Regions from separate parts of the Mus musculus genome. Here region 1 is linked to region 2. Evidence: chromatin loops called from intact Hi-C (ENCODE). Cell type or tissue: left cerebral cortex. All regions are shown on one strand. Links, peaks and the distances in the headings refer to the core of each region. The heading gives the core; the rest is flanking DNA.

Region 1 (15,551 bases), core at 3,321-11,320, 59 kb after region 2:
GAGCCAATAATGAGGAAGGAATAGGAAATGAATTAGCACTCACCAGTCAACCTATATATTTGGCTATTAAAATCCTTGGCTGATGCAAGTATTGGTGATCAACTAAATGAGACACAAATATCTTCATATTTGGAGTGGTCTGCCCACATACTCCTTCCCTAAATGTCACTCATTCTAATTTTCCAATCACATATCCAAGTCTCTGACTATCCAGACAAATCATTACCTACAACAGTATATAAACATCAGTATATGATACCACATATGATCATTTTTACACCAAGAAAAGCATATGATCAAGACCATGTTTGCTCTCCAAAATTATGCCCACTGAGAAGATTTCCCTTTTCCAGTGTCTTTCATGTCTTCTGCAGGATAAGACAGTGATGTTACATGTACCTACTTCTGGGTAGACTCTGCAGAGCATTCAGAACCATCTGTAAAGCAGGCCATAGTCTTCTCTTTCGCAAGGTTCTTGGAATTTTGGTGAAAAGTCCTACTGTCAGCTGCCTGTCAAGTCCTGCATGGATGCAGAAGGGACTTTGTGACACAGTACCCACTCCTGGAGCAGAGCCAATAGGGTATGGCCTCCACCAGTGCTGACAGCTGCTAGGCATGAAGCTTGTTTTTATACCATACATATTTTCATGTTCCTCCTTCAGGGAATGCTCTCCCTGTTAAGGTTAATAACTCCATTATAATTAGAAACAGCATGAGTCCAGGAGGCAAGAATGTATTCTTCAGCAAAATAGTAAATACTGTGTGACCTTCAAGACAGCCCTTAAGGCTGTGGAAAAGAACTCTGAAAATATGGGTTCAAGACTATATAACTTCTTAATTATGCAAAATATAAGAGCACAATATGAATTTTATGAGGGGCTTCATGGACCTAAAACAAACAAACAAACAAAAAAACAAAGGCAGCTGCACTAATGAGCCAGCTCGTCAGAAAGATATAAGGCAAGTAGATTTCTGAGTTCAAGGTTAGCCTGGGACAGAGCAAATTTAGGTCCAGGCATGGTGGGAATGGTGATCTCAGAGCTGGATCTCACCCAGCTAACTTATGGTCTGTGCTTACAAAGGTAGGTGGATCTCTAATTAATTTGCTTTGTTAAAAAATGTATTTGTTGTCTTTTCCTAAGAATCAAGGGGCTCAGGTCATAAAACTCTGATTCATGGAATACTCAAAGGGAACCTGGGGTAAGGATTTAATTGATATGTAAATAAAGACTTGAATTTGGTCTGTAAGAGCTGAACTATCTAGATGAGTAATTCAGAGAGCTGTCTCTCGAGCAGAAGACAGAGTTTTCTACTTGCACCCTTCACTGACTAACCCTGACTTGCCTCAACAGGGTGTACCTGCTCAGATACAGGGAAGTAAAAGAGAGAGCAAAACTGTTCTTATCACCCTTGGATTGTCTAAACCCATCACTTCAGTAGGAAATTTGGGATCTCAAGGCCTCTGACACCATCTGTGCTCAGGAGAAAAGTAATGAGTCAGAAAGTTTACAGTGTCAGTACCTGACAGAAGTGATCCTCTAATAACCATGAAGATGGCTGCGCTTGCAGTCTGAATATCACTCACAAAGTATACAGAGCAATTTGACTCTAGACTTCCCATGAGTTCCAGGTCTTTTATTTGCTCCTCCAGGTCCTCACTCCACCCTGCTTAGATCCTGGGAGTTCAATCTGTGAGGATATACCACTGAGCTCCAAACCCCTTGGCTTGTCTAGTGAGTTTCTGCCAATGGGACCTCACAAGAGCTCACAATACATAAAGTTCACATCTAAGCAGGGAGGGATTCTGATCTGACTATACTACCAGGTTCTGTTGCACAATACCCTTCTGGTCTAGAAATAGATTGTGTTCACTGTTTCAAACCTTAGATCAAGTACCATCCTTCCCGTGACTCAGCTCTACTTCATAACATTTTCAAATGTCCATCTTTGTTTGTTATTGTTACATGTATATTTGTGGAGGTGAGAATTGTGCATGCAGAGTCCAGAGGAAACCCCAGAGCTTATGGAGTTAAGATCACAGATAGATGTAAGCCACTGGATGTGGCCTCTAGGTACTGATGGTGAGTCCTCTGAAAGAGCAGTGATGTACTTAACCACTGAGCCACCTCTCTAGCCATTCTTTTTGTTTTTTCTTAATTCTATTTTTAGGTCAGTATTGGGTTTTATTATGGTATTTTCACACACCTGTCATTATACTTTATTTGCACATAATGGCCTCTTTATGAGTAAACTCTCTTCTGGTTATTCTAGTTTAAATATGCTACCTGGGGCTGGAGAGATGGCTCAGAGATTAAGAACACTGACTGTTCTTCCGAAGGTCCTGAGTTCAAATCCCAGCAACGACATGGTGGCTCACAAGCATCCTTAATAAGAGCTGATGCTAGCCGGGCATCGTGGCACTCGCCTTTAATCCCAGCACTCGAGAGGCAGAGGCAGGCAGATTTCTGAGTTCAAGGCCAGCCTGGTCTACAAAGTGAGTTCCAGGACAGCCAGGACTATACAGAGAAACCTTGTCTCGAAAACCCAAAAAAAAAAAAAAAAAAAAAAAGGAGCTGATGCCCTCTTCTGGTGTGTCTGAAGACAGCTACAGTGTACTTACATATAATAAATAAATAGATAAATATTTTAAAAAGTAAATAAATAAATATGCTACCTGTTTCCTAATTCACACGGTGAAACCCAATTAAATACCTGTTGGGCAAAGCCACTGCAAAAGAGGAGGGGACATGCTTGAGTCTAAGCGTCAATAGAAAGCACAAGCTTAGGGTTTCACCTCCTCACCACAAACCACCATTTCCTGGGAAGTTCCAAGTACTTCAGAAATCACCTAAATATTTGCAAAACCCATGAACAATGGAATCCTAGAAAACCAGGTTGGAACTGAGTATGAAAAAGAAAAAAAAATGATGGACTATACATCCAAAAGAAAAAGAAAAAACAATGCAACCTTTTAAACTAAACAAGCAGTCACAGAAGCACACACACAAGGGTCCGTGAACTCTGTATCTCGCCTGGTCCAGCATCTTGCTAACAGAACCAAGCTCTTACCTACATGATGGTACGGTTTGAGCAGTTGTATCAGTGCTATAAGTAGAAATTGAATTGAGACGTTTAACTGCTAGGTGAGTGAACACTGGCACTGTGCCTCTACCTCCAAGTGTCTGTATGGGAGGACAGCCCTCTCACAGCTGACAGATATTCTGTGCTAGCTCAAATGAGTTATTCTTTTTACACAACTGGTTTTGAACCTAAGAGCTGGATTATCTTGTTGCATAGAGAATAGAGAAATTTACACATACATACAAGGAGAATGGCAACTGTGCCTCACACACAAACAGAGGCTAATAACCAGTGTGTAAAGCCAAAAAAGGAGTAAGCCAGGGCAAAGTCTATCAGAGAAGGCCAGCATATTTAAATCAGAGGTGATAGCTATGAGGAGCTGGAAATAACTAGTTCTAAAGCATCTCACTCCAAATACAATAAGAAAGGACCTAAACCAGAACATAGCCACTACCGAGTCTCCGTAGGTGTGTTGTCTGGGAGAAGACTTTCCTCCACAAAACACCCACATCCTTACTTGATACAGCCCTCACAGAAGATAGCCAGTATTTGATCTTTACTGTGTTGTGGAGGAGTAATACCAAAAGTCTAAAGAAACAAAGTACCAAGCTAGGTGAGATGAGTCACAGCTGTATGCCCAGCTGAGCCCAGAAAAGTTTTGAGGCCAGCCTGAGTGACAGAATAAGAATGTCCCAATAGAGAGATAGATAGAAGGATACATAGATAAATTGGTAGATGATAGAGACGTATATACATCAATAGATATATAGATATATACATAAGTATATAGGTACATAAATACTAGATACATAGATAGATACATAGATAAACACATAGATACATCAATATATAGATACATAAATAAGTAGATGGACAGGCAGACATGAAGAACCTACACAGTGGGTTTTCCAACCTACCCTCAGCTTCTTCCTCCAGAACTCATCTCTCCTCAAGTTGGAGGTAGCATTTGTTCTGACAGGCAGTGGAGTTTTCCAAGAAAAGTGATTCTATCTCATGACTATGCCTCATGCCCATTTCAGGCTGTGCCCCTGGGTTTATTTCTTTTGCAAGGAAAATTATAGGTGCTATTTGAATAACAGGGAAACAGGAGAATGAGGGCTTAAGTCCCACATCTATCGCAGTGGATGACAAGCACAGCATCTTCAGAAGGAGAGGACATTAAGCCTGAGTGGGAAATGGAAAGCTCAACTAGAATTTAAAGAGTGCAAGCATGGGCTGGAGAGATGGCTCAGTGGTTAAGAACACTGATTACTCTTCCAAACGTCCTGAGTTCAATTCCCAGAAAACACATGGTGACAAACAACCATCTGTAATGGGATCTGATGCCATCTTCTGTTGTGTCTGAAGACAGCGACAGTGCACTCACATATATTAAATAAAGAATTCAAGCCCTTGAGAATCATCAGTCCTGCTGTGTGATGGTGGAGGTCTCAGATCAGCACACTAGTGTGCCAAGTGGCAATCATCCTTGGCAGGTAAGCAAAAAATATCAATAACATTCATGTCTAAATTGTGCTTAAAGAGGAAAAAGAAACTTTGATGGGGGGAGGGGTGAAAGAGCATCTTACTATACTTCCCAGGCTATTCTTACACTCATTAAGACCAGAACTCATCTTCCTGTATCAGCCTTCAAGGTACAGAGTTGACAGGTGTGTAACACTAGACCAGGATGAAATTCTACTCATGTACTTAACAGCAAGAATTTAATCCCAGCCCTCAGGAGTTTGAGGCAAGAGCATACCAGTAAATCCAACGGGGCACCCTAGCTTATAAATGAGTACCAAGCCAGCTATAACTAAGTAGTAACATTGTATCAAAAAGCAAAGAGAAGAAAAAAAAAAGAAGAAAAAGAAAAGATCCAAACCCAAACAAGAAAAACAAAACAAAACAAACGAACCAGGACACTCCTGGGCCGAGTTCAGCTATGGCTCTAAGCAGACTGACCATAGAATTTACATTAGTGACTGTTAAACTGCTAACAAAAGGATGAAATTTTGTGTCTACAAAAATGTACTTTGTTCATCATAGTAGTGCTCAATCAATGTTAGCCATTTACTGTTATTGCCTTTGCTATTCTTTTCTTAATGTTGTCCCAGCAGGCACTGATGGGCTTGTCTAAGTCATGGGCTGACATTCAGTTAATTCTATAAAATACACATGCTTATGTAGTAACATGCAGTGATCCTGGTCCTATCTGTGAGTTAAGCAATCTAAGAATGAGTAGCTTGGATCTGTTCTCAGTCACTTTTCTTCCCTGCCCCCGCCCCCAGTTTCTTGGTGGCTAACTAAGCTGGAATCCAGACCACCCTTACCTCCAGAAAGAGGAATGACCCAAGCCATCCTCCAGACTGAGTACCTGTGTCACTTCCTCCAGGGTGTATCTTTGCTCAAGATTTACACCTTCCTACAAGCACAGGTAAATATGAGATCAGCTGTGCAGTCCTCTCAGGGGATCTAGAGACTGAGAAAGCAACCAGAGCCGCACAGCAGCCACCATACTGAATTACCATGAGCTCGAGACCTGGGTTCTCCATGCCATTCTCCACTGTGGCCTGGAAAACAGATTTTCTTCCCTCTGACTTCTCCATCTCCTGTTATCACCTGCTGAAAAACAAACTCAAGGCTAACTCTGGCTGATTTGCCATTCAGTCATGTGGGGCAAAGGAGAAGTTTTATGGCTGTCTCTTCTCAGAAAACACAAAACTGACCTGTCCAAGAAGACTGATGCTTCCATTAAGAATAAGAAGTAGAAAGATTGTCAACAGATTAATATGATAAATAACGAAAGGCAAAATTTGCTTTCTTGTTGTAAATGATTATGGGAAAGAGGCAATATGACAGACAAGAAGTGTGGGAGGACCTGGAATGAATCGTTGGCCCTCCCAGAGCCCCAGGACCTGGGTTGAAATATAACCCACTTACTCTCTCAAACCAAGGGTCATATAGCATTGTTCTTTATCTTTTTTCTACAGCAGGCCCCACTGAGCTATGCAGAAAAGATTGAGAGAGAAAATGATAGCTGATGAAGTGCTGGGTGCCCAGCATTGCTGGGGGGTTGGGGAAAACAACAGATCAACAGATTGTTTTAGGTAGGGTTCTCCAACATAGAGTGGATATATAAGAGAGGGCTTCCAAGAATGACTTACAGTGTGCTGGATGGGTCCACACAGCCCAGTTCAACAATGGCTGGAACCTGGGAGCTGTTCAGGTTACAAAGCCAGAAGCCTCAGCACTTCCAAACCTGGTGCTTTGAAGACTCCTGGAGAGCTACCGATCTTCAATGTCCACTGGATCCCGGAGACACTGGAGTCTGATGTCAGCGAGGATGCACAGCTGCAGCAAGGATTAACACCCTCACCAGCAGCAGGAAGTGAAGCAGGCCAGCAAACAGCAGAGTTTCCCCCAGAAGACTTCCTTTTATGTAGGTGGTTACCACTGAAAAGGGCCACCTCTAGGGGAGGAGCTTCTTTGAAATGTGTTTCTTACTTGAGACCAATGCTATATAGTTATCTCACTACCAGTGAAAATGCACTGTATTTTCCTCAGAAAATTGGCAAGGTCCCTGGAGGAATGTGGTCTTTTATTGTCCTATGGCTTAACTATGACAAGATAAATTTAAGAACATTTAACGACTGATAGCATCTCAGTCATTACATTACTGGATAAAGGAACACAAAAGGAACGAAAACACAGATATTTGATTAATAAATGCATCTATCTATTCAAACATAGTCTGAACACAATTGGGACAGAAACATTCTTGGCACTAACAATCCCCATTTCTATAACAGATTTCATAACCTTACCTGGAGTTATAACTATCTTCTACACCCATTTCCTAGTCCCTCCACCCTCAGCAAGCACATCAGGCATTCTTGGTCCTTTACTTGGAGAAGTGACCAATGCCTTCACTCTTGAAGGGTCTGGGTTATGTATCATCCTACCTGGGTTGAGTTGTTGTAGTTTCCCATTGGCTTTAATCACAGTGCAGATCTCTTGCATTTGATATGATCTTCCTTACCTCCATTGTGGGGAAGGAGTCCAATTTCCCTTTGGTCTGGGTCAACCACCCCTCCTAACTGTATTGTTGCTTCCAAAGTGGCTAGAGAGTAGTCTTAGCTTCCAGTTCAGTGGGATGTCCCCTATGCTTCCTGGCCAAAGCACCCCCCTTCTGAAATCAAGACTTCTAGACCAACAGAGCATAAGCTTGTGGGAACATAAAGCAAAAGTTTGGCTGGTGGCTCAATGGGGATGCTGATGAGGTGCCATTTCCATTTCCACATCTCCATCCTGGACCTGTGAAGCCTGAGTAATGGGAGAAACCATATATTGGGCACTGATTTGAGCACACTGCACCTTCTGGAGAACCCCAGCATTCCAGCCTGCAGCCAGTTTGCTGGCTATATAACTGCATTTTTTTCAAGGTAGAACCAGAGATATGTTCTTATTAACATAAATCAATTACAAACAGAGGATGGAAATCATTATGACATTTTCATGCATGTGCATAATGCACTTTATTCCTATTCAGCCCTACTATCCTCTTCTGTCTCCTTCTACTCCCATTAATTGTCCTTCTCTTCCAAACTAGCGACTCCTCTACTTTTAGGTCTCAATTTTGTTTTTTGTTTTTTGTTTTTTTTTAACAACCCAGAGAATTTCATTAAGGTTTCTTTACAGGGTCATGAGCACCTTGCCAACATCTATACCTGAAGTAGAGTTGTCTCATTTCCCTATCAACCACCAACTACCATAAATAAACCCTCAGGAAGGGGTGGGATCAACAAGTATCTCTTGTTCCCTAAATAGAATATTGACAGTATAGGACTAATGTTATACATGTCTTGCATACGTAATCATAGCTACGGTCAGTCCAAGAGTGCAGCAGTCATATCTTTCCCAGAAGTCATCACCCAACCAACATCACCAACTCCCTTCCTCCATGTAAGACAGTTTTCCCACCTTCTTTCTGTGATACTCACTGAGACTTGTATGTGACTTAATAGATGTCTTATTTATTGCTGGACAATAAATAAGTGGTACGTTTTCTGAGTATATTGAGCAGTTTTATCTCTTCAGACACCACTGACCACTGTGCAAAGAAATTTCACTGACCCAAGCAGATAACTCCTATCCCCTGAACATAAACAGTTATTAGGACTCAACTTAATGGGAACATCATGTCCATCTAGCACAGCAGCAGCAGTACTTCCCTATTGGGAAACATAACCTCCCAACCAAAGCCTTTTTGGATGAGCATCCCTTTCTGTTGGTTGTACTGGTGGGTTTATCTTATCTAGTCTGTCATAATTGTTGAGCACAGGGTCCACATCTAAGTAAGAATACTGATAACACTTCTCCCCCAAAAGCCTGCATATCACCTTCTGGCTTTGCGAGAGATAGCCAGCAAGAAAGAGATTTCTAGCCAAGTTCTAGCTTGGTTTTCTGTCTTGTGATCAAAAGATGGGGCATCTTCAGCAATCTGGTTTTGCTACCTAGTCCTGGTGAGCAAACAGTACCAGAGACAGCTCTTGCCCCCTCCCGTGAGACTCCCTGACCAACAACCCATAGGAAAGAATCTCATTCCTGACACAGGTTTTTATTAAACAACCCAGAAAAAAAAAAAACCCAGGACTCGGGGTTACTGGACAGCTTTTTCTACCTACTGGAGGTTCGTCTATTTAAACTGTTTATTTTATGTTTGTTCCCCTATCAAGACTCATGTTTCCGTGTGGTGTTTTCAAGCATCCTTAGTTTGTGTTGACTCCTCTCCTCTGTGTCCTGGCCATACCTCCTCACACCTCTCCACTCCCAGCATTCCCCATTACAGTTTCATATCACAAACAGTCTACTTCCACTAAAGATTCTGTTTCCTCCTTTATCATGCATTCCTTTCTAGTTTTCTGGGATCTGCACAGTTACTTTCACATAAATGTACATATATAAAGGTTGGAAAACAGGATCCACCTTGAGGGAGAGTTGAGGTTCAGTTACCTCAATATAGTTTCTGTTCCTATTAATTTTCCTGCACTGTATCTATGTCTTTAAAAAAGCCATCCTACCATTTATTCAAGTCAGTTGCTTCATGCTGATGAAGAACATGGTGGTTTGAATGAGAAATGTTCCTCATGGGTTTGTGCATTTCAACAACGACCAACAGCTGGTGGTGCAGTTTGGAGAGATCATAGAATGTCTAGGTCCAGCCTTACTGAAGGAAGTACATCTCAAGGCTGGTATTTGAGGGCTTACACCCCCACCCAATTTCCTGTTTCTCTCTGCTCCCTGTGTGTGATTGCTATGTGAGCTCCCAGCTCCCTGTTCCTGCTGCCATGCCTGTCTGATACCATGCCAACCCTGCCATTCTGGATGTAGCTCTCTGTAACCATAAGTAAAAATAAACTTTATTTCTTTTAAGTTACTTCTGGTCATGGTATTTTATCACAACAATAGAAGTGTAACTAATAACCCCATCATTGTACTTCTTTATGTATATGAAGTGAATTCTTTGGTCAGAAACAATATGTGGAATACTACAAAAGCTCTTATTAATCCAAAAAACTGTACTTTGTCTGAATCATTGACCTTCAGGAAAGGCTAATCCATCACCAGAAGAAGTATCTCTTAAAATGGGAACAAATCACTGCCATTCTTTACTATAGAAGTGAACTGATGCAGTCCACCTATCACCTAGCTTCTGACTGGTCATGCAACAGAATGGCATGTTACCAGGAACTCAGAGTTAGTCTCTGTAGTTGCCAGATTTAACACCGAGCAGCAACTGCACCAGGTCAGTCTTGGTGAAAAGAAGTCCATGCTGTTGAACCCATGTGTACCTCCCATCTGTGCCACCATGGCAAGTATGGTCATGTGCCCCATGAGCCAATAATAGAGAAGGAGTAGAAGATGAATTAAAACTCACCAGTCCACCTATATATTTAGCTATTAAAATCCTCTGCTGATGCTAAGCTTGGTGAGCAACTATATGAGACACAAATATCCTCATATTTGGAGTGGTCTACCCACATACTTCTTCCCTAAATGTCACTCACTCTGATTTTCCAATAACATATCCAAGTCTCTGACTATCCAAACAAATCATTACCTACAACAGTATATAAACATCAGTATATAATACCACATATGATCATTTTTACACCAAAAAAAGTATGTGATCAAGACCATGTTTGCTCTCCAAAATTATGTCCACTGAGAAGATTTCCCTTTCCCAGTGTCTTTCATGTCTTCTACAGGATAGAACAGTGATGCTACAGGCACTACTTCTGGGAAGACTCTGCAGAGCATTCAGAACCATCTGTAAAGCAGGCCATAAGCTTCTGTTTCGCAATCAATCATAAATCACATCCAATAAGACCTAAGGTGCATGCTTGGAGACAGAAGGCATACTGTTAGTAGTACACAGGCTTTGTCAACTTATTCATGTAACTTCACTGTGCACTGTGCATCTGCTTAGATCCAGTCATCTATATAGTGTATTGCTGCTGTGAATGTCCAATGAGGCAGTTTGGTGGATCAGGTAGCACACAGCTCTTGACTGACAGCCCATCATGTCACATGATAATTTTGTAGATCATTGTCAAATGCTCATTTTCCACTAAGTAAGGCAGAATAGCAGATCAAGAGATGCTTCTCTAGGACCCAGATATAGCTGTCTCTAGTGAGACTACGCCAGGGCCTAGCAAACACAGAAGTGGATGGATCACAGGGCTCCCAATGGAGGAGCTAGAGAAAGTACCCAAGGAGCTAAAGGGATCTGCAACCCTATAGGTGGAACAACATTATCAACTAACCAGTACCTCGGAGCTCTTGATTCTAGCTGCATATGTATCAAAAGATGGCCTATGGGCCATCACTGAAAAGAGAGCCCCATTGACTTGCAAACTTTATATGCCCCAGTACAGGGGAACGCCAGGGCCAAAAAGTGGGAGAGGGTAGGTAGGGGGATGGGGGGGAGGGTATGGGGGACTTTTGGGATAGCATTGGAAATCTAAATGAGTAAAATACCTAATTAAAAAAAAGAGAGATGCTTCTCAAAGGGAGAATGGCTATCAGCACATGCCAAGGATTACCCCTTTTGTCTTGGAGAGGGGCTCCTGAGGAGGGGGTGTTTGGGAGCAGGAGAAGAAATGACTTGAAGTCAGTGAAGGGTGCAAGCAGAAAACTCTGTCTTCTGCTGGAGAGACAGCTCTCTGGATTACTCATCTAGATAGTTCAGCTCTTATAGACCAAATCCCAGTCTTTATTTACATATCAATTAAATCCTTACCCCAGGTTCCCTTTTGAGTATTCCATGAATCAGAGTTTTATGACCTGAGCCCCTTGATTCTTAGGAAAAGACAACAAATACAATTTTTAACAAAGCAAATGAATTAGAGATCCACCTACCTTTGTAAGCACACACCATAAGCTAGCTGGGTGACATCAAGCTCTGGGATCACCATTCCCACTATGACTGGACCTAAATTTGCTCTGTACCAGGCTGACCTTGAACTCAGAAATATACCTGCCTCATATATTTCTGATGAGCTGGCTCATTAGTGCAGCTGCCTTTGTTGTTTGTTTGTTTGTTTTAGGCCCATGAAGCCCCTCATAAAATTCATATTGTGCTCTTATATTTTGCATAATTAAGAAGTTATATAGTCTTGAACCCATGTTTTCAGAGTTCTTTTCCACAGCCTTAAGGGCTGTCTTGAAGGTCACACAGTATTTACTGTTTTGCTGAAGAATACATTCTTGCCTCCTGGACTCATGCTGTTTCTAATTATAATGGAGTCATTAACCTTAACAGGGAGAGCATTCCCTGAAGGAGGAACATGAAAATATGTATGGTATAAAAACAAGCTTCATGCCTAGCACCTGTCAGTACTGGTGGAGGCCATACCCTGTTGTCTTTGCTCCAGGAGTGGGTACTGTGTCACAAAGTCCCTTCTGCATCCATGCAGGACTTGACAGGCAGCTGACAGTAGGACTTGTCACCAAAATTCCAAGAACCTCCATTGGGATACTCCTACGGAGTCCTGCCAAACACCTCAAACAATATCCCTGTCTGCCACTGACACCTCAAGCTCCATCAGGTCTGCTGGTCATAAGCACAATTGCCCTAGCATCCTGCACAGTGGCCTGGATGTGTTTAAAAAAAACAAACAAACAAAAACAAAAACAAAAAAACAAAAAACAAAAAACAAAAAAAGAAGTTTAAAAAAAACACAAAAAACAGCCAGGAGTGGTGGCGCATGCCTTTAATCCCAGCACTCGGGAGGGAGAGGCAGGCAGATTTCTGAGTTCAAGGCCAGCCTGGTCTACAAAGTGATTTCCAGGACAGCCAGGGCTATACAGAGAAACCCTGTCTCAAAAAGACAAAAACAAAAACAAAAACAAAAAAACTCTTATTCCAGGTCCTACTTAAAGCCAGCAGCCTTTTGAGACACTTGGTATATGTGTTGGAGTAACACACCTGACTGAGGAATAGGCTGCCTCCAAATCCAAAAGGACCAGAAGGCAGCATGATTCTTTCTAGGTTGTGGGAGGGACCAAATGTCACAACCTCTCATTCACCTTCTAAGAAATAGCTCTGTTGGGGCTGGAGAGATATCTCAGCAGTTAAGAGCACTGACTGTTCTTCCAGAGGTCCTGAGTTCAATTCCCAGCAACCACATGGTGGCTCACAACCATCTCTAATGAGATCTGGTGCCCTCTTCTGGTGTGTCTGAAGACAGCACCACTGTACTCATATTCATAAAATAAATAAACAAATCTTTAAGAAAAAGAAAAAGAAATAGCTCTGTCTGTCCCACACTACTGGACTTCTAAAAATTCCACTGTTGTAAAAGATCTTTACATTTTGGTCCAGTTTCTTTCTCATCATCTGATGTACATATGCTTTACCAACAAGTCCAAAGTGGTGTCACTCACCTCTTTCTTGGTCTGAAAGACATAACATCCTCAGTAAAATAGACCAGTATGATCACTGTGGAAGATACTAGTGATCAAGATTATTGCAAACTAAGTTAGGACACCAGGCTACAGAATTAGTGAACTCTTAAAATAAAGTATCAAGAAAAAAAAAAAGCACTTGCTAGGTCAATGTTTTCATACCAAGTGCCAGGAATATGCTTGTCTACTGAGAGAATGAAGCCACATCTAGAACAGCAGTGGCAAATGTAGTCAGTGCTTAATTAAGTTTGTGGTGAACAGCTGTCATCCTCTATGTTCCCTGTGTCTTTTACACAGGCCAGTAGGAGATGTGGGGAGAACCATCACCCTATATCTTCCAAGTCCTCAATGGTGGCACAAACTTCTGTAATCCTCTGGGCTTTGCACACTGGTTTTGACTCATTATTTTCCCTGACTAGGGCAGCTCTATTCACTTGCATTTGGCCTTCCCAACCATAGATCAGGTTACCAATGTGAGGACTCTGCCAACATTTAAATGTATCTATCCCAAGTATGCATTCTGGAACTGGGAAAATAACCATAGGATAAGTATAGGGAGCCACTGGACCCAGTGTGAGTCAGACTTTGGCTAAACATTTGAGGCAGAAGCAGGCAGATTTTTGAGTTCACCCTATATCTTTGGAGGCCAGCCTGCTCTCCAAAGTGAGTTTCAGGACAGCCAGGGCTATACAGAGAAACCCTGCCTCAAAAAACAAAAAACAAAAACAAAAACAAAAAAAACAACCTCTATCAATGGCCTGACTCTCATAAGCCTCTTCTTTGACTCTGGGCACTGCCCTGCCTGCAACCTTCTGAAATCAATGTCAATTCAGAGGCTGTGTCTCCTGGGTAAGAGGAAGTCTGATCGCCTACTTTTCTCCAATGTGATGTTACCTTCATAAATACTATAAACTTTCTGGTATTGTAGGAGGTTCTGCCTCAAGGAGGCCTGGCCTTCCTCTCATCTGAGGGGATCTATGTCTGTAACTGACTCAAGATTGAAAATTAATTGAGGGGACCTTGATTCTCTATTGAAGTAATTCAGTGTAACTTTACTGTAATTCAATGTAACTTTTCTTTGCCTTCTCTGAAGTTCCTTTGCTTATAGAGATCAAGCAAAAACGTAGTTGAAACCTAATCTATTTTGCTTCTGGGAATGCCATGATTAATTAGGTGGTGCAACTGTTTACATGAGTCAAGCCTTTACTGTGCTGTGTGTTTGGGGAAATACTTTCAACCTTGGTTAATTGCCATGTAGACCTTTCTTCTCCCTGATCAGTTGAGATGGGAAGTTGGGTCAGATGCATATGACTATGAATCATAAAATTATCTTTGGAGTTATGAACCAAGGACTGCCCATTGGACTTAGATTACACAAACCTTCCCAACAACAGGAAAACATAGTAATTACAACCTGGAAGTAAAACTCACTAAAGAATGTGTATGTGTCTGGTTTCCACAAAAGCCACAGATGTCAGATCCCCTGGGACTGGAATTTATAAATGGTTGTGAGCCGTGATGTGGGAGCTGGGAACAGAACTTGGGTCCTCTAGAAGATAGCCAATACTCTTGAACACTGAACAGTCGGTCTCTCAAGGCCTAGTCTGGGAAGCTTCTAACATCTGTACAATCTAATCTAGACCAAGAATATTTTCAGCCCCTGAAACTTGCTGCTGAATAAACTCACCCCTTTCTAGTTCTTTCTGAACTCTGCCTAGCTGGTTTGACTAGGCTGTTCTGCCTCAAACTCTTCTCCAAGTTGGCTGATTCAATGTTCTCTCTATGTGTCTGTGTCTGTGTCTGTGTCTGTGTCTGTGTCTGTGTCTGTGTCTGTGTCTGTGTCTGTGTCTGTGTCTGTGTCTCTGTCTCTGTCTCTGTCTCTGTCTCTGTCTCTGTCTCTGTCTGTGTCCCTGTCTGTGTCCCTGTCTGTGTCTCTGTCTGTCTGTCTCTGTGTGTGTGTGTGTGTCTGTGTGTGCGTGTGTCTGTGTCTCTCTGCCTCTCTCTCTCTCTCTCTCCCTCTCTCTCTCTCTCTCTTCCTCCCTCCCTCCCTCCCTCCCTCTCCTGAATTGCTCCATTTAACCTTATACTAACTTTTGGCAATTTGTTCTAGTCTTCTGGCTCTGTCTTCACCTGTGTCTAGCTTAATCTCTCTCTGTAACCTGTTGCTGTACAACTATCCCAGTAAGACTGTCTCCATTCTCTCTCTGCTCTGCTCCCTCAAGTAGCTTCCCTTCCCTTTCTCTTCTCATGAGAGTTTAGCATATCCTATTCTGTCAAATCCAAATAGGCCCATGAGACATTCTACTTCTTGGTGATAAGAGGGACTAGGTCAGCAATTAATCATTCAACCTATAAGAAACAGCTCTGCCATCCCCACACCACTGGGCTCTTAGAAGTTTCACTGAGGTAGAACATTCTTGAAGTTTGATTGGATTTGTTTCCCATCCTCTGTTGTGCAATGAGTCCAGAATGGATAAGAGTGCATGCTATGCAAGTAT
Region 2 (15,551 bases), core at 3,980-11,979:
ATCATCCGAGGCTGTGCCTTACCTGACCCCATTATCTGCCTTTGCCAACCTAAGTGTCCTTAGCACACTGAAGCTATGTGTGCAAAAACATCCCACTCCCATATTCTTGGAAGCTCCAAAGAAAGTGAACCCAGCTAGAAGTGACCTGTCTGACTATGGTGGTAAGGTATGATGCTTAGTCACTGGTGGGACCAACTGCTAAATGGTCTGGGGTCTTGGTCCACACAGTATTGGACTCCTTCTCTATTGGTGCCTATCCCACTTAACTTACACTTGAACGTGTTATAACCATAGCCCCTATATCCTTCCTTCTTCAGTCTCACCTCTCTCCCCTTATCTTCTGCAGGAAGTCTAACCCTGACTTGCCTCAACAGAGTGTACATGCTCAGATACAGAGAAGTAAAAGAGAGAGCAAAACTGTTCTTATCACCCTTGGATTGTCTAAACCCATCACTTCAGGAGGATATTTGGGATCTCAAGGCCTCTGACACCATCTGTGCTCAGTGGAAAAGTAATGAGTCAGAAAGTTTACAGTGTCAGTAGCTGAGAGCAGTGATCCTCTAATAACCCTGGAGGTGGCTGCACTTGCAGTCTGAGCATCACTCACAAAGTACACAAAGCAATGCTCTCACTTTTGACTCTAGGCTTCCCATGAGATCCAGGTCTTTTAGTTGCTCCTCCAGGTCCACACTCCACCTTGCTTAGATCCTGGGAGTTCAACCTGTGAGGATATACCACTGAGCTCCAAACCCCTTGGCTTGTCTCTTGAATTTCTGCCCATGGGACCTCACAAGAGCTCACAATACATAAAGTTCACGTCTAAGCAGGGAGGGATTCTGATCTGACTATACTACCAGGTTCTGTTGCACAATACCCTTCTGGTCTAGGAATAGATTGTGTTCACTGTTTCAAACCTTAGATCAAGTACCATCCTTCCCGTGACTCAGCTCTACTTCATAACATTTTCAAATGTCCATCTTTGTTTGTTATTGTTACGTGTATATTTGTGGAGGTGAGGATTGTGCATGCAGAGGCCAGAGGAAGCCCCAGAGCTTATGAAGTTAAGATCACAGATAGTTGTAAGCCACTGGATGTGGCCTCTAGGTACTGATCCTGAGTCCTCTGAAAAAGCAGTGATGTACTTAACCACTGAGCCACCTCTCCAGCCATTCTTTTTGTTTTTTCTTAATTCTATTTTTAGGTCAGTATTGGGTTTTATTATGGTATTTTCACACACCTGACATAATACTTTATTTGCACATAATGGCCTCTTTATGAGTAAATTCTCTTCTGGTTATTCTAGTTTAAATATGCTACCTGGGGCTGGAGAGATGGCTCAGAGTTTAAGAGCACTGACTGCTCTTCCGAAGGTCCTGATTTCAAATCTCAGCAATCACATGGTGGCTCACAACCATCCTTAATAAGAGCTGATGCCCTCTTCTGGTGCGTCTGAAGACAGCTACAGTGTACTTACATATGATAAATAAATAAATCTTTAAAAAATAAAAATAAATAAATAAATATGCTACCTGTTTCCTAATTCACACAGTGAAGCTGGCTTAAAACTATGCCCAATTACATTTAATGAGCAGATTGCAATAAAACCTACAGTATCAGTTAAACTACTTTAATACACGTTCATTTTTAAACATTGTATTTGTTTTAATATAAATGTACAAATTATATCAGTGTTTGTGAATACAATGCAGAAATAATTGTTAATGATCTGTGCTCTGAAAGTGAGCTTAAAAATGACCTAAGACCTCTAATTCAAATCTGTCCTGTAGTAGCTCTATTAATAGATCGTTTGTGTTTCAAAGTCTGAACTGTGAGTAGAATGTATCGAGGCGTTTAACGTGTAGTTTAGCCAGTCAAAAGTATGCATGTAGAGTTTAAAGACTATGTTTAAACTTAAATATTAATTTTAATAATTTGATTTGGAAAAGCATGTTATAATATAATGTTTTCACTATATATATAAAAAAAACTATGCCCAATTAAATACCTGTTGGGCAAAGCCACTGCAAAAGAGGAGGGGACATGCTTGAGTCTAAGAGTCAATAGAAAGCACAGGCTTAGGGTTTCACCTCCTCACCACAAACCACCATTTCCTGGGAAGTTCCAAGTACTTCAGAAATCACCTAAATATTTGCAAAACCCATGAAAAATGGAATCCTAGAAAACCAGGTTGGAACTGAGTATGAAAAAGAAAAAAAAAAACCAAAAACAAAAACAACGATGGACTATACATCCAAAAGAAAAAGAGAAAAAACAATGCAACCTTTTAAACTAAACAAGCAGTCACAGAAGCACACACACAAGGGTCCGTGAACTCTGTATCTTGCCTGGTCCAGCACCTTGCTAACAGAACCAAGCTCTTACCTACATGATGGTACGGTTTGAGCACTTGTATCAGTCCTGTAAGTAGAAAGTGAATTGAGACGTTTAACTGCTAGGTGAGTGAACATTGGCACTGTGCCTCTACCTCCAAGTGTCTGTATGGGAGGACAGCCCTCCCACAGGCTTTCTGCCCCCATCCCCACGTGGTGGGTGGAAGACAAATGGTCCAGCATGGTCAGAAGCTCTAGCTAAACAGGACTTTGGTGGTCACCACATCCAGCAGCAAACAATCCAAAAGCTTTCTTAGTAAAACTATTGGCAAGATGTAGAAAGTGTCCTAACTTCGGGAGGCAGACAGAGCTCTGTGTCACTCCCAGAACCTGGAGCTCTTCCTTTAGCTGTTCATTCACTCAGCTCAAGCTGTGGAGAACATGAGGCAGCTTTCAGACAATCCAGCTCCAGTGAATGCAGGCAGTGAAGCCCCAGCTGAGTGTTTACTACTCCTGCTTGAAGAAAGAAATAAAAGCAGGAACTGAAGGAGTCGACTCAGAATCAACTGATGGTGTGAGAAAATAGTGAGGACTGCCCAGCACAGGTGTCTAGACCCTTTCAAAAGGTCAAAGGTCTTATTTTACACCCAGTTAAATACCAGTTGGACAAGCTTCTACAAAACAATAGAGGACATGCTCTGGCATTGTAAAAATAAGTCACAGGCAGAGGATTAGGTCCCTATCTTCTAACCACAAATCCATCATCTGAAGTGCCAGTTTTCATAGCTAAAGTTATGTACACAACTGTGTTTGGAGGTTTCTACCCCACCTTAGATCATTTAGTTCCCAAATAAAAGAAAGAAACCTTCATATTTACAATAAGCCTCAAATCACTAGAGCTGGGAAGATATCAACCCTCTATGCTATTTTGTCTACTTCCTTGTCAATGACCCTGAGATAGCACTTGACATGTTCTCCCTGAGCTGCTCCTACTCCAACTGGCCAGTCCTCACGGCCATGTGTTGACAACGCATCTATGCCATGGCACCTTCTTCTTTCTTCCTCTTCCTTCCTCCCCAAGAGGCCACCATGAGAGGAGTTGAACCATGAGCATATGGCCATGAGAAACAGCAAGTGACAAGGGACACATGGCTGTGATATAAGTTAAGATAGCTCGAGAGCCTGCCCAATCTAGGCTGACAGCTATTCTATGCTAGCTCAAATGAATTATTGATTTTACACAACTGCTTTTGAACTTAAGAGCTGGATGATCTTGTTGCATAGCAAATAGAGAAATTTACAAAGCATCCAAAGGAGAATGGCAACTGTGTCTCACACACAAACAGAGGCTAATAACCAGTGTGTAAAGCCAAGAAAGGAGTAAGCCAGAGCAAAGTCTATCAGAGAAGGCCAGCATGTTTAAATCAGAGGTGATAGCTATGAGGAGCTGGAAATAGCTAGTTTTAAAGCATCTCACTCTAAATACAATGAGAAAGGACCTAAACCAGAACATAGCCACTACCGAGTCTCCGTAGATGTGTTGTCTGGGAGAGGACTTTCCTCCACAAAACACCCACACCTTTGCTTGATACAGCCCTCACAGAAGATAGCCAGTATTTGATCTTTACTGTGTTGTGGAGGAGCAATACCAAAAATCTAAAGAAACAAAGTACCAAGCTAGGTGTGGTGAGTCACAGCTGTATGCCCAGCTGAGCCCAGAAGAGATTTGAGGCCAGCCTAAGTGACAGAATAAGAATGTCCCAATAGATAGATAGATATATGGATAAATAGATACATAGATAGATACATAGATGATAGATACATATATACATCAATAGATATATACATAAATACATAGGTACATAAATAACAGATACATATATACATAAATACATAGATATATAGATAGACACATAGATAAACACATAGATACATTGATATATAGATACATAAATAAGTACATGGACAGGCAGACATGAAGAACCTACACAGTGGGTTTTCTAACCTGCCCTCAGCTTCTTCCCGCAGAACTCATCTCTCCTCAAGTTGGAGGTAGCATTTGTTCTGACAGGCAGTGGAGTTTTCCAAGGAAAGCGATTCTATCTCATGACTATGCCCATGCCCATTTCAGGCTGAGCCCTTGGGTTTATTTCTTTTGCAAGGAAAATTATAGGTGCTATTTGAATAACTGAGGAACAGGAGACTGAGGGCATAAGTCCCGCACCTATCGCAGTGGATGACGAGCAAGGCATGTTCAGAAGGAGAGGAGAATAAGCCTGAGTGGGAAGTGGGAAGCTCTACAAGAATTTAAAGAGTTCAAACGTGGGCTGGAGAGATGGCTCAGTGGATAAGAGCACTGATTACTCTTCCAAAGGTCCTGAGTTCAATTCCAGGAACCACATGGTGACTCACACTCATCTATAATGGGATCTGATGCCATCTTCTGTTGTGTCTGAAGAAGCGACAGTGCACTCACATACAAAAATAAAGAGTTCAAGCCCTTGAGGATCATTAGTCCTGCTGTGTGGGATGGTGGAGGTCTCAGATCAGCACACTAGTGTGCCAAGTGGTAATCATCCTTGGCAGGTAAGCAAAAAATATCAATAACATTCATGTCTAAATTATGCTTAAAGAGGAAAAAGTAACTTTGATGGGGGGTGAGGGGTGAAAGAGCATCCAGGCTATTCTTACACTCATTAAGACCAGAACTCATCTTCCTGTATCAGCCTTCAAGGTACAGAGTTGACAGTTGTGTAATACTAGACTAGCATGAAATTCCACTCATGTACTTAACAGCAAGAATTTAATCCCAGCCCTCAGGAGTTTGAGGCAAGAGCATATCAGTAAATCCAACGGGGCACCCTAGCTTATAAATGAGTACCAAGCCAGCTATAACTGCTTAGTAACATTTTATCAAAAAGCAAAGAGAAGAAAGAAAAAGAAGAGAACAGCAAAGATCCAAACCCAAACAAGAAAAACAAAACAAAACAAACGAACCAGGACATTCCTGGGCCAAGTTCAGCTATGGCTCTAAGCAGACTGACCATAGAATTTACATTATTAACTGTTAAACTGCTAACAAAAGGACGACATTTTGTGTCTACAAAAATGTACTCTGTTCATCAAAGTAGTGCTCAATCAATGTTATCCATTGAATGTTGTTGCCTTTGCTATTCTTTTCTTAGTGTTGCCCCGGCAGGCACTGATGGGATTGTCTAAGTCATGGGCTGACATTCAGTTAATTCTATAAAATACACATGCTTATGTAGTAACATGCAGTGATCCTGGTCCTGACTGTGAGTTAAGCAATCTAAGAATGAGTAGCTTTGATCTGTTCTCAGGCACTTTTCTTCCCTGCCCCCCACCCACAGGTTCTTGGTTGATAACTAAGCTGGAATCCAGAGCACCCTTACCTCCAGAGAGAGGAATGACCCAAGCCATCCTCCAGGCTGAGTCCCTGTGTCACTTCCTCTAGTGTGTTTCTTTGCGCAAGATTTCCACCTTCCTACAAGCACAGGTAAATATGAGATAAGCCATGCAGTCCTCTCAGGGGATCTAGAGACTGAGAAAGCAACCAGAGCCACACAGCAGCCACCATACTGAATTACCATGAGCTCGAGACCTGGGTTCTCCATGCCATTCTCCACTCTGGCCTGGGAAACAGACTTTCTTCCCTCTGACTTCTCCATCTCCTGTTATCACCTGCTGAAAAACAAAACTCAAGGCTAACACTGGCTGATTTGTCATTCAGTAATGTGGGGCAAAGGAGAAGTTTTATGGACATATCCTCTCAGAAAACACAAAACTGGCCTCTCTAAGAAGTCTTATGCTTCCATTAAGAATAAGAAGTAGAAAGATTATGAAGAGATTAATATGATATATAACAAAAGGCAGAATTTGATTTCTTGTTGTAAATGATTATGGGAAAGAGGCAATATGACAGACAAGAAGTCTGGGAGGAACTTTAATGAATCATTGGGCCTCCCAGAGCCCCAGGACCTGGGTTGAAATATAACCCACTTACTCTCTCAAACCAAGGGTCATATAGCATTGTTCTTTATCTTTTTTCTACAGCAGGCCCCACTGAGCTATGCAGAAAAGATTGAGAGAGAAAATGATAGCTGATGAAGTGCTGGGTGCCCAGCATTGCTGGGGGGTTGGGGAAAACAACAGATCAACAGATTGTTTAGATAAGGTTCTCCAAGGAAAAGAACACATAGAGTGTGTATCTAAGAGAGGGCTTCCAAGAATGACTTACAGTGTGCTGGATGGGTCCACACAGCCCAGTCCAACAATGGCTGGAACCTGGGAGTTGTTCAGGTTACAAAGTCAGAAGCCTCAGCACTTCCAAACCTGGTGCTTTGAAGACTCCTGGAGAGCTACCGATCTTCAATGTCCACTGGATCCCGGAGACACTGGAGTCTGATGTCAGTGAGGATGCACAGCTGCAGCAAGGATTAACACCCTCACCAGCAGCAGGAAGTGAAGCAGGCCAGCAAACAGCAGAGTTTCCCCCAGAAGACTTCTTTTATGTAGGTGGTTACCACTGAGAAGGGCTACCCACTCTAGGGGAGGAGCTTCTTCAAAACGTGTTTCTGACTTGAGACCAATGCTATATAGTTATCTCACTACCAGTGAAAATGCACTGTATTTTCCTCAGAAAATTGGCAAGGTCCCTGGAGGAATGTGGTCTTTTATTGTCCTATGCCTTAACTATGACAAGATAAATTTAAGAACATTTAACGACTGATAGCATCTCAGTCATTACATTACTGGATAAAGGAACACAAAAGGAATAAAAATACAGATATTTTCTTAATAAATGCATCTATCTACTCAAACATAGTCTGAACACAATTGGGACAGAAACATTCTTGGCACTAACAATCCCCATTTCTATAACAGATTTCGTAGCCTTACCTGGAGTTATAACTATCTTCTACACCGATTCCTTAGTCCCTCCACCCTCAGCAAGCACATCGGGCATTCTTGGTCCTTTACTTGGAGAAGTGACCAATGCCTTCACTCTTGAAGGGTCTGGGTTATGTATCATCCTACCTGGGTTGAGTTGTTGTAGTTTCCCTTGGCTTTAATCACAGTGCAGATCTCTTGTGTTTGATATGATGTTCCTTACCTCCATTGTAGGGAAAGAGTTCAATTTCATTTGGTCTGGGTCAACCACCCCTCCTAACTCTATGGTTGCTTCCAATGTGGATAGAGAGTAGTCTTAGCTTCCAGTTCAGTGGGATATCTCCAGACCAAAGCACCCCCACTTCTGGGGTCAAAACTTCTAGGCCAACAGAGCATAAGCTTTTGGGTCATAAAGCAAAAGTTTAGCTGGTGGCTCAATGGCGATGCTGATGAGGTACCTTTTCCATTTCCACATCTCCATCCTGGACCTGTGAAGCCTGAGTAATGGGAGAAACCATATATTGGGCACTGATTTGATCACAATGGACCTTCTAGAAACCTCAGAATTCCAGCCTGCTGCCAGCTTGCTAGCTATATAACTGCATCTTTTTTCAAGGTAGAACCAGAGATATGTTCTTATTAACATAAATCAATTACAGAGGATGGAAGTTATTATATTTTCATGTGTGCATAATGAACTTTGATCCTATTCAGCCCTACTATCCTCTTCTGTCTCCTTCTACTCCCAACAATGCTCCTTCTCTTCCAAACTAGCCACTCCTCTACTTCTAGGTCTCAATTTTGTTTTCTTTTAACAACCCAGAGAATTTCATTAAGGTTTCTTTACAGGGTCATGAGCTCCTTGCCAACATTTATACCTGAAGAAGAGTTGTCTCCTTTCCCTATCATCCACCAACTACCATAAATAAACCCTCAGAAAGGGGTGTGATCAACAAGTATCTCTTGTTCCCTATATAGAATATTGACCGTACAGGACTAATGTTATACTCGTCTGGCATATGTAATCATAGCTATGGTGAGTCAAAGAGTGCAGCAGTCATATCTTTCCCAGAAGTCATCACCCGACCAGCATCACCAACATCACCAACACCCTTCCTCCATCTCAGAGATTCTTCCCACCCTCTTTCTGTGATACTCACTGAGTCTTGTATGTGACTTAATAGATGTCTCATTTATTGCTGGACAATAAATAAGTGGTCACTTGTTTTGAGTACATTGAGCAGTTGTATCTCTTCAGACACCACTGACCAGTGTGGAAAGAAATCTCGCTGACCCAAGCAGATAACTCCTATCCCCTGAACATAAACAGTTATTAGGACTCAGCTTAATGGGAACATCATGTCCATCTAGCACAGCAACTGCAGTACTTCCCTATTGGGAAACATAACCTCCCAACCACAGGCCTTTAACTGTGAATTCCTTCCTGGTGGTTGACACAAAACCTAACCCCAACCACTATTGTACTGGTGGGTTTATCTTATCTAGTCTGTCAGTATTGTTGTGCACAGGGTCCACAGCTAAGTAAGAGTGTGAATAACAATTCTCCCCCAACAGCCTGCATAGCACCTTCTGGCTTTGGGAGAGATAGCCAACAAGGAAGAGATTTCCAGCAAAGTACTAGCTTGGTTTTCTATGTCTTGTGATCAAAAGATGGGGCATCTTCAGCAATCTGGTTTTGCTACCTAGTCCTGGTGAGCAAACAGTAGCAGAGACAGGTCTTGCCCCCTCCCGTGAGACTCCCTAACCAACAACCCTCGAGGAAGAATCTCATCCCTGACACAGGTTTTCATTAAACAACCCAAGACTCGGAGTTACTTAACAACTTTTTCTACCTACTGGAGGTTCGTCTATTTAAACTGTTTACTTTATGTTTGTTTCCTATCAGGACTCATGTTTCCATGTGGTGTTTTCAAGCATCCTTAGTTTGTGTTGACTCCTCTCCTCTGTGTCCTGGCCACACCTCCTACACCTCACACTCCCATCATTCCCCTTTCCATCACAGACATTCTACTTCCACTAAAGATTACCTTTTCCCCTTTATCATGTGATCCTTTTTACTTTCCTGGGATCTACACTGTTACTTCCACATAAATGTACATATATAAATGTTGGAAGACAGGATCCACCTTGAGGGAGAACTGAGAACCTCAGTATAGTTTCTGTTCCTATTCATTTTCCTGCACTGTATCTATGTCTTTAAAAAAAGCCATTTTGCTGGTTGGTGGTGGCACATGCCTTTAATCCCAGCACTTTTGGGAGGCAGAGGCAGGCAGATTTCTGAGTCAAGGCCAGCCTGGTCTACAAAGTGAGTTCCAGGACAGCCAGGGCTACACAGAGAAACCCTGTCTCAAAAACAAACAAACAAACAAAACAAAAAACAAATGAACAAAAAAAAAAGCCATCCTACCATTTATTCAAATCAGTTGCTTCAAGCTGATGGAGAACATGGTGGTTTGAATGAGAAATGTTCCTCATAGGTTTGTGCATTTCAAAAAGGACCAACAGCTGGTGGTGCAGTTTGGAGAGATCATAGAATGTCTAGGTTCAGCCTTACTGAAGGAAGTACATCTCAAGGCTGGTATTTGAGGGCTTACAGCCTCACCCAATTTCCTGCTTCTCTCTGCTTCCTGTGTGTGATTGCTATGTGAGCTCCCAGCTCCCTGTTCCTGCTGCCATGCCTGTCTGATACCATGCCAACCCTGCCATTCTGGATGTAGCTCTCTACAACCATAGTAAAAATAAACTTTATTTCTTTTAAGTTACTTCTGGTCATGGTATTTCATCACAGCAATAGAAGTGTAACTAATAACCCCATCATTGTACTTCTTTATGTATATGAAGTGAGTTCTTTGGTCAGAAACAATATGTGGAATACTACAAAAGCTCTTATTAATCCAAAAAATTGTACTTTGTCTGAATCATTGACCTTCAGGAAAGGCAAATCCATCACCAGAAGAAGTATCTCTTAAAGTGGGAACAAATCACTGCCATTCTTTACTATAGAAGTGAACTGATACAGTCCACCTATCACCTAGCTTCTAGCAGCTCATACTGCAGCATGTCATGATATCAGGACACAGAGTTACAGCCTTGGTAATAAGGAGTTCATGCTGTTGAACTTATGTGCACCATGGCAAGTATGTTCATGTGCCCCATGAGCCAATAATAGAGGAGTAGGAGATGAATTAGCACTCACAGAACAATCTATATATTTGGCTATTAAAATCCTCTGCTGATGTTAGGTTTGGTGAGCAACTATATAAGACACAAATATCTTAATATTTTGGTGGTCTCCCCACATCCTTCTTTGCCATGCACTCCAGTCAAGTCTGCTTGACAAGCTGAAAAGTCTGGAAGCACTCATGAGAAAGAGTTTCATGGAAACTCGCCTCCTGGAGCTTTGGCGTTCTCATTTACCCATACTCATACCCTATTCCCGAGTTAGTCTGGTGTATGGAACTATGAGCTCTCTTTTAGTGTTTTATTATAATTGCTTTTAAAGATTAAATTCTGATATAGTTAAGTCTCCCCAGTGTTCCAAGATCCCAGAATTGAGGAGCTTGGAATCTGGCAGGAATGCAGTAAGGAAGTTACCTATTCAGTAACTAAGTAAGCATTACAAAAGACAGAGTCAGTAGATCAGAGCTGGTCTGCAAAATATTTACTAAGGACAGTAGCAAATCTCACCCAAACAAGGGAATACCATAATAGAGCTAGGTAATCCCACTGAGACAGAGATCTTCTCTACCGCTAGGTATAGCAAGCTTCATATTAGAAGCAAGTTGGTAAATTCTTCTGTAGACCCAGGAAATAGGAGGGTTGGGGTATTGCAGTATTCATGATAAGGTCTGCTAGTGCAGAACCCCTGGTGGTGGGTTTAACAATAGACTAGTTTACACCTGGCTCCCATCTTTGTGGCAGCAGCCTGGTCCCTGCCTTCTTTTGATGTATACATTCTTTTTGTATTGCATCACTGTAACTTGGTGGATTGTATTTTGCCTGGTTTCTTGTTATTTCTTCGGTATAAAAAGTTTGATGCTCGACCTGAAAAAAGACATTCAGATTCTACACAATCTCACATGTTGGTCTGTCTGTCACCCACTGACGCCTTGCCCACCTGCCCCAGAGACTCGTTCCACAAAGACAAAGGGACCCAGAGGGTCTGCGGCACTCCTTCCCTAAATGTTGTTTACTCCAATTTTACAATCATATGTCCAAGCCTCTGACTATCCAGACAAATCATTGCCTGTAACTGTATATAAACATCAGTATATAATACCACATCTGATCATTTTTATTCCAAGCAAATTGCATGATCATGGCCAGATATCCTTCCCAAAATGCTGCCCACTGTGAAAATTTCCCTTCCCCACTGTCCTTCATATCTGCTCCAGAATGGGATAGTGATGCTACAGATATACACTTCTTGGTGTTTTTGAGGTTGCTCTAAACATTAGCATGCAGTACAATGTAGCCTTAAACTCATGGTGATACTCCTGCATTAGCCTCTTGAAAACTGAGGTTACAGGTATGTGCCACTGAAAATGCAATTTTTAAAAATATTTTATATTCAATAAATTTTATTTGCAGTTTCAGGATTAAGCAAAGATTCACTCCTAAGAGTAAGTGTTCTTGCTACATGTTTGCTTTTTCTGATGTTGGGGATCAAAGCGAGGGTCTTGAGCACACTAAGTGCATGTTCCATCACTGGTCCACATCCCTGGCTCTGAATAATCCTTTCAGATTGCCATTTTGCTTTTTTAAAAAATTAATTAATTAGTTAACTAATTAATCAATTAGTTAAATATCCTTGTTTGCTCTCTATTGCTGAAGTGACCAAGAGCAGTGGAGGAGGAAAGGGCTCACTTCAGATTTCAGCTTACAGAGTGCCATGAAGGGAAGAGAGGACTGAACCCAGAAGGAGAAACTGAAACAGAGGCCATGGAGAGATATTACTTCCTGGCTTGCTTTCATGGGTCACTCAGACTACTTACTCTCTTATATAATTAAGAACTACTTGCCTGGAGATTGCTTTTAGAAGATGGCCATTTTTACTACGTTAGTCCTACTGATCCATGAGCATGGGAGAGGCTTCACCTAGCAGCTGACTCAGACTAAAAGCAGAGACCCACAACCAAACAATGGATGGAAGATTCTTGGGGACTCTTATAGAAGAGTTGGGAGGAAGATTGAGGGCCCTGAAAGGGGTTGGAACTCCACAGGGAGACCAACAGAGTCAACTAACCTGGACCCTTAGGGCTCTCGGAAGCTGAACCACCAACCAAAGAGCATACACAGGCTGGACCCAGGCCTCCCTGCACATATGTGGGTCCTGAGCAACTGGAGGAGGGTCTGTCCCAAAGCTGTTGCCTGTGCGTGGGATGTGTTCTTCTAGCTGGGCTTGTCTGGCCTCAGTGGGAGAGGATGAATCTAGCCTCCCAGAGACTTGATGTGCCAGGGTGAGGGGGATACCTGAGGGGGGAGCACCTTCTCAGAGGAGAAGGGCATGGTGGGATGGTGGGAGGGATTGTGAGAGGGAGTGACCAGGAGTGGGGGCAGTGAAGTGATTGGGTGTAACGTGAAAGAAAGAAAGAAAGAAAGAAAGAAAGAAAGAAAGAAAGAAAGAAAGAAGAAGGAAGGAAGGAAGGAAGGAAGGAAGGAAGGAAGGAAGGAAGGAAGGAAGAAAGAAAGAAAGAAAGAAAGAAAGAAAGAAAGAAAGAAAGAAAGAAAGAAAGAAAGAAAGAAAGAAAGAAAGAAAGAAAGAAAGAAAGAAAGAGAGAAAAGAACTACTTGCCCAGGAGTTTCACCATCCATCTTGGGGAAGAGCCTCCCATATCAATTATTGTTCAAGAAAATGACTCAAATTTGCATACAGACCCTTTCAATTGAGGATCCTCTTCTCAGAAGACCCTGGATCATGTCAAGGTGACTAAAAACTTAAAATCACAATAAACTTTTTTCTTCTAGGGTATAATACAAGACAACATGACAGACAGCAAGACTAGAAAGAAATAAAACGACATCACATGATCGTTGCATAAATAGCTCAGACAACAGAATAAGACAGTACTTGAGGGTACTGGACTGCAGCCCAAAGGCTGAAATCAGAGCAAGGGAGGATCTTGAGTTGGGTCTTAAAGAATAAGTGATATTGGAGCAGGAAGGGAAGCCATAGGAATGGGGGCCTGAGGCAGAATGAGCAGTGACTTCCTAGTTAGCAACAAGTACTCTGGGCTCAAATAGTATTGTCATTTGCTCTCTGGATGACTTCCGCAAATTACTCCATCTCCTTGCTTGAACTGGAAAACTGCCATAATAATCGGTGGATATTATAAAATTATAATAATAATTTTAGCCTTCCTAAAAATTCGTGGGTAGCAATAAGTGAGGAAACGTAAGTAAATGAGGGAAGCAGTTCTGGAAGTGAGAAGAAAGTGATCACTACTGACATCTCGTACTGAAAGTGGCTACTCGTTTGTTATTTCCTTGATATTTGTTGTAATTTAATGTCTCCAACTAACTTTTAAAGAATTATGTGTGTTGGTGTAGGGTCTTGTGTGTGTACGTCAGAAGATTAGTTGTGGAAGTGTGTTCTTTCTTTAACCTAGGTAAGTCACAGGGACTGAACTCAAGTCCTCAGGCTTGGTAGCAAGGATCTTTATCCACTGAGTCAACTTCTCCAGTTATCTTACTGTCATAGGTGGTGGTGGCACGTCCATTTTACAGAAGCAGAGATTGAGGCTCAAGGAAGTTAAATTGTCTCCTCATAGTTATTGGGCCATTCTGCCCACAGAGCTTCATGATTCAAATCTTTGCATTTGTGTCTTAATAGTAAAACAATAAACCAAACAACCCCATGGGCTCAAGCTCTGAAACACTTAAGACCAGGTATTTGGTAAGGAGTGCATCCTGATAACCTGGTTTTCAAACAGAGATAGATTTTCACCACAGGAATGCAGTTAGAACACACAGTGGGAGGGTCAGGAGTTGGTCAATCAAAAACAATATTTTCAGATTTTGTACCCCTTACAGTCTAGTCATGAAAGTGATTAGCCAACTCCAAATCAATAAAGAACTAATTATAAGTCAATAAGGAATGCCTGAAGTCTGGTTTATAGAATCGTAACTCAACTCAAAGGTTCTCAAGAAGAGTAACTTTTAGGAACAAAGATCTTAAACTCCCATAAGATGGTGCAGAAATCTCTAGAACGGATGAATATGCTCACAGTCCCACCCTACCAAGCCTCATCCATCCCATCACAAGCAAGAGACAGGAGAGCAACAAGGTCCAGCACCACAGAGACACTGTGGCTCCTCAGGAGTTGCTGTATTCTCATTTTATCTCTGTCCTCTACATCCGGACTGACTTGAGACCTCTATGCAGACCAGGCCTTGAACTCTGGTGATCCTCCTGCCTCTGCCTCTTAGGTGCTGAGATTGCATGTGTGAGCCATCACCCTCTGCTGGAGAAATGCATCGCCACATGCTTACCTTTGCATTCCATTCCATGTCTCCTTTTCCTCTTCACAAACTCTTTAGAAGCTCCCAGTGAGAGCACAGGAGGGATGCATGTCTAGCATTCCCACAAGGCCAGATGAAGAAAATAATGTCGGGGTGAGAGAAGCCCAGAAGCAAGCAGGGCAAAAGGAAGAAAGAAGATGAATTGATTTGTTGTTGTGATAGAGAGGGGAGTTTCAGATCTCAGTATGTTGCCCAGGCTGGCCTTGAACTCTCCTGGGATCTACCATGCCCAGCAGGTATAAGTCCAGGTTTTGCAAATTCAGGAGTATGTATGGGAGGTGAGGGTGGGAGAGATGGATACCTGTTGTCTTTACTAAGTGAGTTGTGTGACGATTTTACTGTGGGCCTGAGTGTGTAACATCCTGTGATGCTACCAGGCATCTGCATCTTGATGACGTGTGTTATCCCAGCCATTGTAATTGGTATCTTCAAGACTCATTTTATTGGAAGAATCTCTGTTCCACACCCATTGATAATAGTCAATCCCGCTGGTGCTGATGTAATGGAACATCATCTTCTTGAAATCAGGATGATTCCAAAACTTGTTCTCTTCCTCCAACGGTGACTAAGTAGCATATAGTACATCCACGTAACAGTTGCTTGGCCAAAGATAAGAAAGTTGGACTTTACAGTTGGTTGTTTCTTTCTCTTTCCTCCACATATAATTCTTCCACTTTCAATACATGTTCTGGATTTTCTCCACAGATTGCAAGATGACATGACAGTGCCATTGCATCAGCACCACAGACCCACCCTTAAAACTGAAGA

The links. Hi-C counts contacts between places; a loop is a spot of excess contacts. Peaks named below come from ENCODE experiments on the same cell type or tissue, not always from the same donor. Only the 100,000 strongest peaks of a DNase experiment are listed, where the experiment ranks them.
Region 1: it touches region 2 in a loop (2.0-fold over the local background); 5 of 42 quality-filtered maps call a loop at or near these places.

The regions. Positions count from the first base shown.
Region 1 is chr2:122,417,333-122,432,883 of GRCm38, reverse strand. It overlaps Slc28a2 (solute carrier family 28 (sodium-coupled nucleoside transporter), member 2), which reads right to left and starts at 6,449. Exons shown (of 20, transcript NM_172980.4): 1 at 6,249-6,449. In left cerebral cortex, for the core only: no CTCF peak of the experiment used is centred there; no DNase peak of the experiment used is centred there.
Region 2 is chr2:122,477,128-122,492,678 of GRCm38, reverse strand. Slc28a2b (solute carrier family 28 member 2b) reads right to left here and starts at 7,738. Exons shown (of 18, transcript NM_001085518.1): 1 at 6,589-7,738; 2 at 5,939-6,035; 3 at 5,744-5,835. The coding sequence starts at 6,019. In left cerebral cortex, for the core only: no CTCF peak of the experiment used is centred there; no DNase peak of the experiment used is centred there.